Regions from separate parts of the Homo sapiens genome. Here region 1 is linked to region 2. Evidence: chromatin contacts called from ENCODE Hi-C data. All regions are on one chromosome and are shown on one strand. The core of a region is the stretch at or near the end of the contact, and the rest is flanking DNA. Distances in the headings are between cores, read along the strand shown.

Region 1 (4,621 bases), core at 1,607-4,106, 1.5 Mb after region 2:
CATAGCAACAGCCCCAAGGTTAGCCAAGGTCAAATGGAAACAGCTGATTATAATTAAGCTAGCTACTTAGCTCTTGCCATGCCTCAGGCACTGTGCTTAACACTTTCCCATATCGCTCCTTTTATCCTTGCAATAATGTATCACTTCAATTTTATGACTGAGGGAACAGCCCTGGAGAGAACAAGTGACTTGCCCAAGGTCACCCAGCTAGCATGCATGTTCTGAAGCTGGGAAGGTGAATGTAGGTCTTTACCAGCTTGTTCTGTGTGATGAAGTGGTTAGATGAGTGGTACAATTCCAGATGGTCTAGAGTGGCGGGGCAAGTGGAGTCTGAGATGAGCTACTGAGATAAATCTGGTTCCTATAGGGCTGAGATCATGTTTTCCAGCAGCAATCCCAGGACTGGGTGGAAACCTGGAGGTTTTCAGGAAGGCTGGAGGAGGCTGGCTTAGGATGAGCTGCTGCATTGGCTGTGCAGACGTGACCCTCAGGACTTCATCTGAACCTGTGAAGAGTTTCCATGCAGGGAAGGGGGGATGAGTAGAGCTAGGGACCTAAAATTTGAGAGGGGAAGATATTCCCCAGTGGAAGACAGTAAATCAAAGACTAGAGACCAAGCATCAGTCTACTGGGTGTTTGCTACACCTCTGAAGAGCTAAGGTAGGACACTTGTTTTAGGAAAAAAGAAAATCTGTCACTGGAGACTCTCTTTATATATTTTGTCTTACCATATGCTTCTTTTGGAAGGGGGGTTGGGAATCAAGGTACAGGAACGGAGTGGGCACAAGTAAGGGCACCACCAACTCCCAGAACCGCCTCATCCCTTCCCATGCTACCCTTTCCCCACTCATCTCTTTTTGCTGATTCTGCCTACAGGTTTTCCCTCCTGTTACAGTAATGGACACTCAACAACACATACCCTTCCCAGCAACCTGTCCTGCTGGAAAACTACTCGATAAGGTAACTTCTGCCTGAAGGGGACCAGGGTCATCATACCCGCAAGTGCAGCATCTTCCTGCAGCTCTCATACTACCAAGCTGGGGTTTTTCCAACATAAACATTACAGGTGCTAAACGAGAGGTGGCTTCCTTTCTCAATAAGCTGTTCTCTCTCTCGGATGCCCTTGACAGAGCCCTGCAGCCTCCCCCACTGGGGCTTGGTGGATAGGTGGTCGCTTCTCCCCCGAATTTCAGGAATGTTTAGGTTTGCACAGGTCCTGCAGGCGAGCTTGGAGAAGGATTAGAAAAATGCTCATTCTTAATCAGTTCGGGCTTGTCTTTATGCCAGCGAGGTTGACCTTGGGGACAGAAGGGTGGCCAGGATAAGGACAAGCATCCTGGTATTGGGGAATTCTCTGATATGGGGCTGGGACGTCAAGATGGGCCATGATGGCCCCTGGGGATAGGGCTTCTCTGCAGTGGAAGCAGAAGCATCCCGGTGTTTTCTGCTGTGTCACTGTCCTCAGAGGGATGTATAAAGCTGCTTGGGGGCTCATAGGAGAGGGATGAAACCAAGAGTTTGGCTTTCCAGCAACAGCGGACAAAGAGTGGGAAGGGGTACTCTATGCCCCAGGTCTGCAACATCTTGCCCTATGCGCTAGGTTTTCCCAAAGGTCCTTTGGCTCCAAGAATTTTACAGCAGAACAAAGGGATCGATACCCCCAAGGGGGCATAAAAGCATGCCAATGAGAATACCCGCCGCCGACCGGGCACCAAGAAAGTCCTCGGTGGCTGGGTCACGTGCAGATATTGTTGCCTGGGGTCTAGACTGGCCTGAGTCTCAATTGGTTTCTACGGGACAACTCACTGCGGGCTACCGCCCTGGGTGGGTTTGGCAATTGTCCTGCTCGAGGTGGTTCAGGCCGCCCACAAGGGGCACAGCCGGGCAGTCAGGAACCGGGGCTGCCGGCTGGGCTGGCCTGCAAAGAAGAGGGAAGGGCCGGAACTGCAACCGCAGTGGCGGGGAGTGCGAGGGGGCGGCAGGTGCAGGAGCGGGAGGCGGGGCGGAGCTGGGCAGAGTCCTCGCCAGTCCGGCGTCCCGGAGTGACCTTCCCCCACCCCGCCAGCGCCCAGGAGGGGTGGACCCACAGCCCAGGGAGGCCGAAAGCGCGGGCGGGCAGGCAGAGGCGTGGAGGCTGGGCCAGGACTGCCGGGCTGGGGTCCTCGAGGCTCCGGGCGACCCAGGTGCGGATCCCCCAGCCACGGAAGGGGCGGTTCACGCCCAGCCGGGAGCTGGGAGGGGGCTGCGCGGCGCTGCCTGCGCGTCCCTCACCGCCGCCCCCGCCTCCTCCTCGCCCCGCGCCCAACGCCCCGCGCCCAGCGATCCAAGCGGCCCCTCTAGCCCCGGCGGCTCCTTTGTGCCGGCCCCGAACCCGCCCTCTCGGGCCGAGTCCCTGCCCCTGGCGCCGGCGATTGGCCACCGGGCCGCTAGAGGGCGGGGCGCACGGCCGCCGGGGCGCGGTATATAGTAAAGGTAGGGCGGGCGCAGCCAATTCCTCGGCTCCTGGCGGGAGTGCCGGTGGCGCCCCGCAGTCCGCTTGTCCGTCCTTCCCTCTCTGACTCTCCTACCCCGGGCCTGTCTCTGCAGAGGTCAGGGGAGGCGGGGGCCCAGCACACGTCCCCAGTGGCAGCGGGAGCGGCAGCTACGGGTTCGCGGAGCCCCCGACCCCCCAAGGGCTAGAGGAGCGCTCGGCGGACCAAAGAAAGCCCGCGAGCGGCTGCGCGCCCACCAATAGGTGCGGGGCTCGGAGCCGCGCAGCCTGCGCCGTCCCTCCCTCCGCCCCCGCCCCGCCGCCGCCGCCGCCGCCGCCTCCCCCTCCTCCTGCTCCTGCCTTGGCTCCTCCGCCGCGCGTCTCGCACTCCGAGAGCCGCAGCGGCAGCGGCGCGTCCTGCCTGCAGAGAGCCAGGCCGGAGAAGCCGAGCGGCGCAGAGGACGCCAGGGCGCGCGCCGCAGCCACCCACCCTCCGGACCGCGGCAGCTGCTGACCCGCCATCGCCATGGCCCGCGGGAAAGCCAAGGAGGAGGGCAGCTGGAAGAAATTCATCTGGAACTCAGAGAAGAAGGAGTTTCTGGGCAGGACCGGTGGCAGTTGGTGTAAGTACGGGGTCCGCAGCTCCCGGCCGCCGCGTCTGATCTTTCCCGGGCGGCGCATCCCCTGCGCAGGGTCCGCGGCCGGTTCCGCACCCACCGCGCTGGCCGGGGTGGCGGGGGCGAGGGTGGTGGACGCTGCTGGGTCGCGCCGGCCTGGGCTTGCAGTCCTGTGCGGAATGCGGTGTCCCCAGAGTGGGGCGCAGGGTCGGGGCTGGAACACGACAGGCGGAAGGTTATGCATATCGTAGCGATCTTGGCTTGGTAATTTGCAGTCTTTCCTACCGTGCATCGGTTGAGCCTTTTACTCCTGGGAATAGTCAGGCTCTGCGAGACTACATTTGTCTCTCCCGTGTCCTGAGTCCTTAAAAAAAAAATGAGATCTGGGGTCTTGAGAGAACCTCGTGAGGTGATGGGATCTAATGCAGACGAGGTTGTGTGTTACAGCATCTTTCTTCTAGTCTAAATACGTATCTCAAAAGAGAGGAAAGAGAAGGGTGGAGAGGAATCCATCCACACTGTAGTATTTCACAGCGATGGCTAAGGATTTCCCTCCATGACCTCCCCTGGAGTCATCACCACCCAGAAATGGTTCAATAAGCTCCATTTCAGGACTCCGATTCTTAGCTTTGGCCCGAAACCTGGCAAAGTCTGGTTGTTTTCAAGGTCTACACAGACAGTTGTGGATCAGTCAGTAGGTTGGGTTGATTATGGTGAAGGGAATATAAACGCAGAGCAGCTGATCTTAAAATATTTTGTGCAGCCTGTTGCTTGGTTGGATAGACTTTTTTCCATCGAAAATTAGATTTCTTGTTTTCAGCCTCTCCGGAAAGGTGACTTTTTTTTTTTTAAAAAAAAGGTCATTTTGAAGGGCAGAGTTGTAGGCGAATCTATGAGTCGTGACTGCGTGAGGGAAGGAGGGAGGGAACTCCCCCTGCTGCATCACTGCCCCCTCCTCCTCCAACATCATCATCATCATCATCATCATCATGACCATCACCACCAACACCACTGGCACCACCACTGCAGTCATTCAGGGAGTCCTGAACAGAGGCCGATTGGTGTTCCTGCTTGGGAGGATCTGTGGGAATCGGCAGGAGAATGAGTCAGGGAAATAGTGCTTAGCTGACATTTTGAAATGGAAGAAGCTGGAATATATGAATTTTTGTAAAGAAAAAAAAATGCAGCCTGTGAGTCTCTCTTGATTGAAAATTAAAGGGTTAATAATGCATCACACTTCAAGGTTAGTCAAGGTGAAGCGTCTTTCCAAGGTGTTACTGGGAAGCATAGGTATCCCTGAGCCATGGAAAATGTAGTTCTTTAATGGCTTTTAGCTTTTGTTTTATATTTTATTTTGGGGAGACTTCTTCATTGAGATTATTGTCATAGTGTCTCAGGCATAAAGGTAGTTTCCTGTGTTTTACTGTGGAAAGGAAAACCTGAAGAACTGTGGGGTGTGTGTAGAATGAACAGCTCCCTGGCAACTCCTTGTAACTTGAGGGAGGCCTGGAAGGTGCACTGCGGTATGGGCACC
Region 2 (4,769 bases), core at 2,198-4,697:
TCATTCACGCACATATTCGCCAAATTATTTTTATTTTACTTTATTTTTTTAGAGACAAGGTCTTGTTCTGTTGCCAAGGATAGAGTGCTCACTGCAGCCTTGAACTCCTGGGCTCAAACCATCCTCCACCTCCCAAAGCACTGGGATTACAGGTGTGAGCTACCACCTGGCCTCATTCACTAAATATTTATTGAGGGCCTTCTATATGCCTGGCTCCTCCCCATACCTCCCCATACGCCCCTCCCTTGGCTGAGCTGTATCTCTGGTGTTCTTGTTTTTTTATTTTTTGTTTTTTTTTTTTTTTTTAGATGGAGTCTCACTCTGTTGCCCAGGCTGGAGTGCAGCTGCACGATCTCGGCTCACTGCAACCTCTGCCTTGTGGGTTCAAGCAATTCACTTGCCTGAGCCTCCTAAGTAGCTGGGATTACAGGCACATGCCACCACGCCCAGCTAATTTTTGTATTTTTAGTAGAGACGGGGTTTTGCCATGTTGGCCAGGCTGGTCTCAAACTCCTGACCTCGTGATCCGCCTGCCTCGGCCTCCCAAAGTGCTGGGATTATAGGCGTGAGCTACTGCACCTGGCCTTTTTTTTTTTTTTTGTCGGAGTCTTGGCTCTGTCACCCAGGCTGGAGTGCAGTGGCAAGAATTTGGCTCACTGCAACCTCTGCCCCCCAGGTTCAAGCAATTCTTCTGCCTCAGCCTCCCGCGTAGCTGAGATTACAGGCACACGCCACCATGCCCAGCTAATTTTTGTATTTTTTTAGTAGAGATGGGGTTTCACTATGTTGGCCAGGCTGGTCCCTAACTCCTGACCTTGTGATCCACCTGCCTCACCTCCCAAAGTTCTGGGATTACAGGCATGAGCCCAGCCTGGTGTTTTTATTGTTAGTTACCTGATGACCTCTACTTATTGCGTGGCTGGTTCTGGCTATCAGGATATATGAAGGGGAAGGCCCAGGGTAGACTGAAGGAAGTGGTTCCGTGTTAGCCAGCCAGACCTCCAGAGAGAGAGGGGAACCAACTCCTCGGAAAGTCACTTTCCCTTCCCCTTGGGCTGTTGTTTCCTCCCAGCCCCCAGAGCAGCCAGTTACAATCCCAGATAACCCAGCAAACCTGGGTGTTTATCAGCAGAGTTACTGCTATTCTGGCTCCTGGAGATCTTCTGTAGGGACAGAAGAAGAAGATAAGGGGAGTACACACACCACACCTACTCATGGCTGCCTAAACACAGCTCGGGGCTACCTCTTGGTCCCTCCCTCCCCGTTTTCCACCCCCTCCCTCAGGAGAAGTCCCAGTCTGGGGCCCAAATAGCTCTGGAGCAGCATTAAACTCTGCACTGGGGACCCAGGAGCATGGTGGAGGCCAAGCTTGTTTGCTTTGTGGTCATCTGTTCTCAGCCAAGAGAGGCCTAAGCAGGGCGTGGGGAGCAGCTGCAAGTCACCTTGGGTGACTGATGTTATCTAGGCCTAACGGTTTCCTCTGGGTAAGCACTTCCGCCCTCCTGTTTGTGAAGCCAGAAACCTGTGCTGGGGCAGCCCCATTCTGAGCACAAAGGAGGACTAGGTAGAGGGAGAAAGGAAAAGGCCCTGTGGAGCAGAGTTAGAAGACCTGATAGTAGACTATGCAGTCATCACTACGTCCTGCACCTTTAAAAAGAAAGGAAAGAAGCACGAGCAAAAGTGTGCCTTGCAGGTTACCAGTAAATACCCTTCCTTACTGCCGACTCTGCTCTCGAGTCTTCACCTGAGCAGCCATGTGGCTGGACTGGGAGGGGCCTCACTATTAATTCCTGGGAGTGAGGGCTCTTTTCACTGGGTCCCCGAGTGCCTGTCTCTAAATAAAAGAAATATCAGGCTCTTATTCATCTGAAGCTTGTACATGGGGCTAAGCATGATAAAAACAGCCACTTTTTGCAGAGTGCCTACTACATTGTATAGGTGAGGAAAATGAGAATCAGAGCAGTTAAGTGACTTGTCTAAAAAATACAACTAGAAAGTAGCAGAGCTGGAATTCAGCCCTCAATCTGTCTGTTCCTAAAACCAGGCGTCTTCCTCTATGCTTAGCTAAGCTAAAGAACTAGAAGCCACTCTGGCATTAGGGCTGCCAGTGTTTTAGAAAGTTGGGCCTTAGAAAGTTCTAGGACAGGAAGGAGGCCATATTTCTAAGACTGGTACCCAAAGCAGCAATCTAAGTGCCTGAAAGTGCAAAGATGGTGCCGGGATAACCAGAATCAGGGTAGTCTTTGTAGCAGGAGCAGACTCTCAGCCTTTTTTCTCTACTGTTTCTCCACATGTCTCTTCACAGTGCTCACCATCACCTGTCCCATTGCCCACCTCTGATGGGGCTCCCCTCCCCTGGTTGAGCTGGGGTTGGGCGGGTGAGAATGCTGTGGGATAACCCAGAGGCGTCATATACCCAGCCAATACCCTGGCACTCACAGGTCTCTCAAGGCATTTTCCTGTTTCTCTCTGCCGAAGGGTCTGAAGGGGGCCGGGATCCGGGTAGCAGGGAGTGACCCTGGTGCAGATTCCAGTCCCCGAATCCCTCCCATGCGGTCTCTGCTGCCCAGCCGGGATGGCCCTAAAGGAAGGTTGCTATGCTGGGCCCTATGGGAATCAGATGTTGAGCATCTTGCCCTTTGCTATATTTAACAGGAATGGAGACGAGGCCCTTTAGCAAGCAGCTTGTGGGAGCCAAAATTCCCACAAAACCGAATGCATCAGTCAAAGCAAGGTTTGAAGAAAAGATTTACCACTTCAGGGAGCTTGGAAAACTTTGCGTGGATTCCTGATTTTCCTCCTCCTCCTCCTCCTTCTACTCGTATACAGAAGATAGATGGATAGATGGATAGATAGTGGTTTCCTGGAAGGTGGAGAGGAAAAGAGGTGAGAAGGGAAAGGTGGTCCCGTCGGCGCCACGCTGAGCTCTGAAGCCTCGGTCAGAAGGGCTCCTCTTTTGGTAGAACACAAACGCCTTCCACCAGGGAGGGTCCTCGAACTCCACCCAAGAACTGCAGGGAAACCAGGTATGACAGTAATGCAATTTTAAAAAGAGGGAGAGGAAGAAGGAAAGCAGGAAGGATGGACACAAAAGAAGGAAATCGAAAAGAGAGGAAACAAAAAGAATTAAAGGACCACTCTAATTCTTGAAGGGACAGGAAAAAGAAAGAAGGCGCATTAAGGGAGGGAGACGTTGAGAAGGACTGAGACCGTGGCAAAGCCCAGGGTCCTGAGAAACTTCGCGAGACAGAGGGGCCCGGTGGCTGCCCATCCCCATGTTTGGGCACATGGAGTCGTGGCTCCCGCTCTTGAGTCCTGCCCTGGGAGGGACAGTATCTGTTTAGATTTGCGTCTAAATTTAAACCCTGATCGTCGGCCTCCCTCCCCGCTCCCCACCCTCCCCTCCCCTCCCCTTCCTCCCTCCCTCCCTCCTCCTCCTTCCTCGTTCTCTCGCGCAGGGCCCCCGCGGCCGGGGCAGTCCCGCAGCCGAGCGCAGCCGGGCGCGCGCCACCGCCCACTCGCCCTGTGCCCGCCGCAGCCCGAAACTGGCCACGGCCGGGAGCGGAGGGGACAGCGGGGATCGTGAGCTCCGGCCCGGGCGAGCGGGTGCGTCTGCCGCAGAGTCGGCACCTGAAGGACATGGAGGTAAAGGACCCCGGAGGGAGACGCGGGGCTGAGCGGTGAGCGGTGTATCGGGCGCCCCTTCCCCGGGCGGCTGCCCCTGCCCTGAGCATGGAGCACGCGGCTCATCGCTGCTGCCAACTAGAAGGGCAAATGCCTGCTGTTCCGACGCCTCCTTGACCAACTCCGAAGGATCGTCCCTGGTCCCACCTAGGACACCCGGGTTGGGAGGCTGGGGTTGGTAAGGAAAGATCTCAGAGGGAGAGAAAAGGGCTTTCCTAGAGGCCCGGGTATTTTGGCTAGGAACTTAAATGCTAAAAAAAAAAAAAAAAAAAAAAAAAAAAAAAAGTTAGGTGCAGCCAAGGTTTGTAAATGGGTAAACGTGTCAGCAAAAACTGCAAGAAGGCAGAAGCCCTTCAATCTGAAGAGATGGGTATTGAAAGAGAAACAGAACTGGCAACACGAGGCCAGCACGTCTTCGTGGGTCTGTGGGCTTCCCTTTTCGCTTTCGGAGTGGCATTTTAGAGAGTCCAGTTGTCTTCTTGCTTCTGAAGTCCTTCCTGTGTCTGTCGCATCTTCTTCCATAACTTTCTGAAAGCTCCCCTTACTGGTCAGTCGAATGACATTATTTCTGATAAAACTTAAGACTCCCTTGGACACCCTTGCCTCTGAAGCTGTGTGTATGGAGGTATGCTGGCCACATCTGCAGGCTTTGCCAGAGGGAGGCCCCGCACTTCTCTGCCTGCTGAGAGGAGGTCCGGGGACTTTCCTTGTTCTGTTCCAACCTCAGCAGAGGAGTGGTTGGGTGTATTCCCCACATCCCTCTCTTCTGCACATCTTGAGGCTTCCCTGTGTTTCCTCCTTGAAAATGAGACCTGATATGTAGCCCTAAGTCAATCTTAGTAGGACCTGGGGCTTTTGAGAAGATGCAAATGTTATATAGTTTTAAAGGTGATTCCCACTCATATTCAAAAGGAAACATGTGTTGCTCACTAGACTGTGGTCAGTGCAATCAGGATTCACAGTTAACTCCGCTATCTCTTCCCCGCTCCAGGCTCTGTGCCTGGGCCCTGGTGGTCTTTTTATTTTTTTCTTTTGAGACAGGGTCTCATTCTGTTACCCAGGCTGGAGTGCAGTGGCACAATCTC

What was found. A loop is a pair of places that touch in the nucleus more often than their neighbours do. Pooled maps may share reads with other maps.
Region 1: a pooled map shows a loop between it and region 2 (4-fold over the local background). The contact joins the promoter of ATP1B1 here to the promoter of RCSD1 in region 2. A Hi-C loop is called at or near these places in 2 of 37 single-sample maps with no recorded cell type and 4 of 50 pooled maps.

The regions. Positions count from the first base shown.
Region 1 is chr1:169,103,834-169,108,454 of GRCh38, forward strand. ATP1B1 (ATPase Na+/K+ transporting subunit beta 1) reads left to right here and starts at 2,857. Exons shown (of 6, transcript NM_001677.4): 1 at 2,857-3,093. The coding sequence starts at 2,997. It overlaps LOC101928596 (a long non-coding RNA gene), which reads left to right and starts at 291. Exons shown (of 2, transcript NR_135799.1): 1 at 291-660; 2 at 877-1,074. RefSeq lists enhancers at 1,274-1,847, 2,338-2,632, 2,421-2,993, 2,994-3,566 and a silencer at 1,905-2,824.
Region 2 is chr1:167,626,785-167,631,553 of GRCh38, forward strand. RCSD1 (RCSD domain containing 1) reads left to right here and starts at 3,448. Exons shown (of 7, transcript NM_052862.4): 1 at 3,448-3,645. The coding sequence starts at 3,640. RefSeq lists enhancers at 1,277-1,336, 1,417-1,586, 1,597-1,646, 4,165-4,234 and silencers at 3,305-3,384, 3,405-3,624.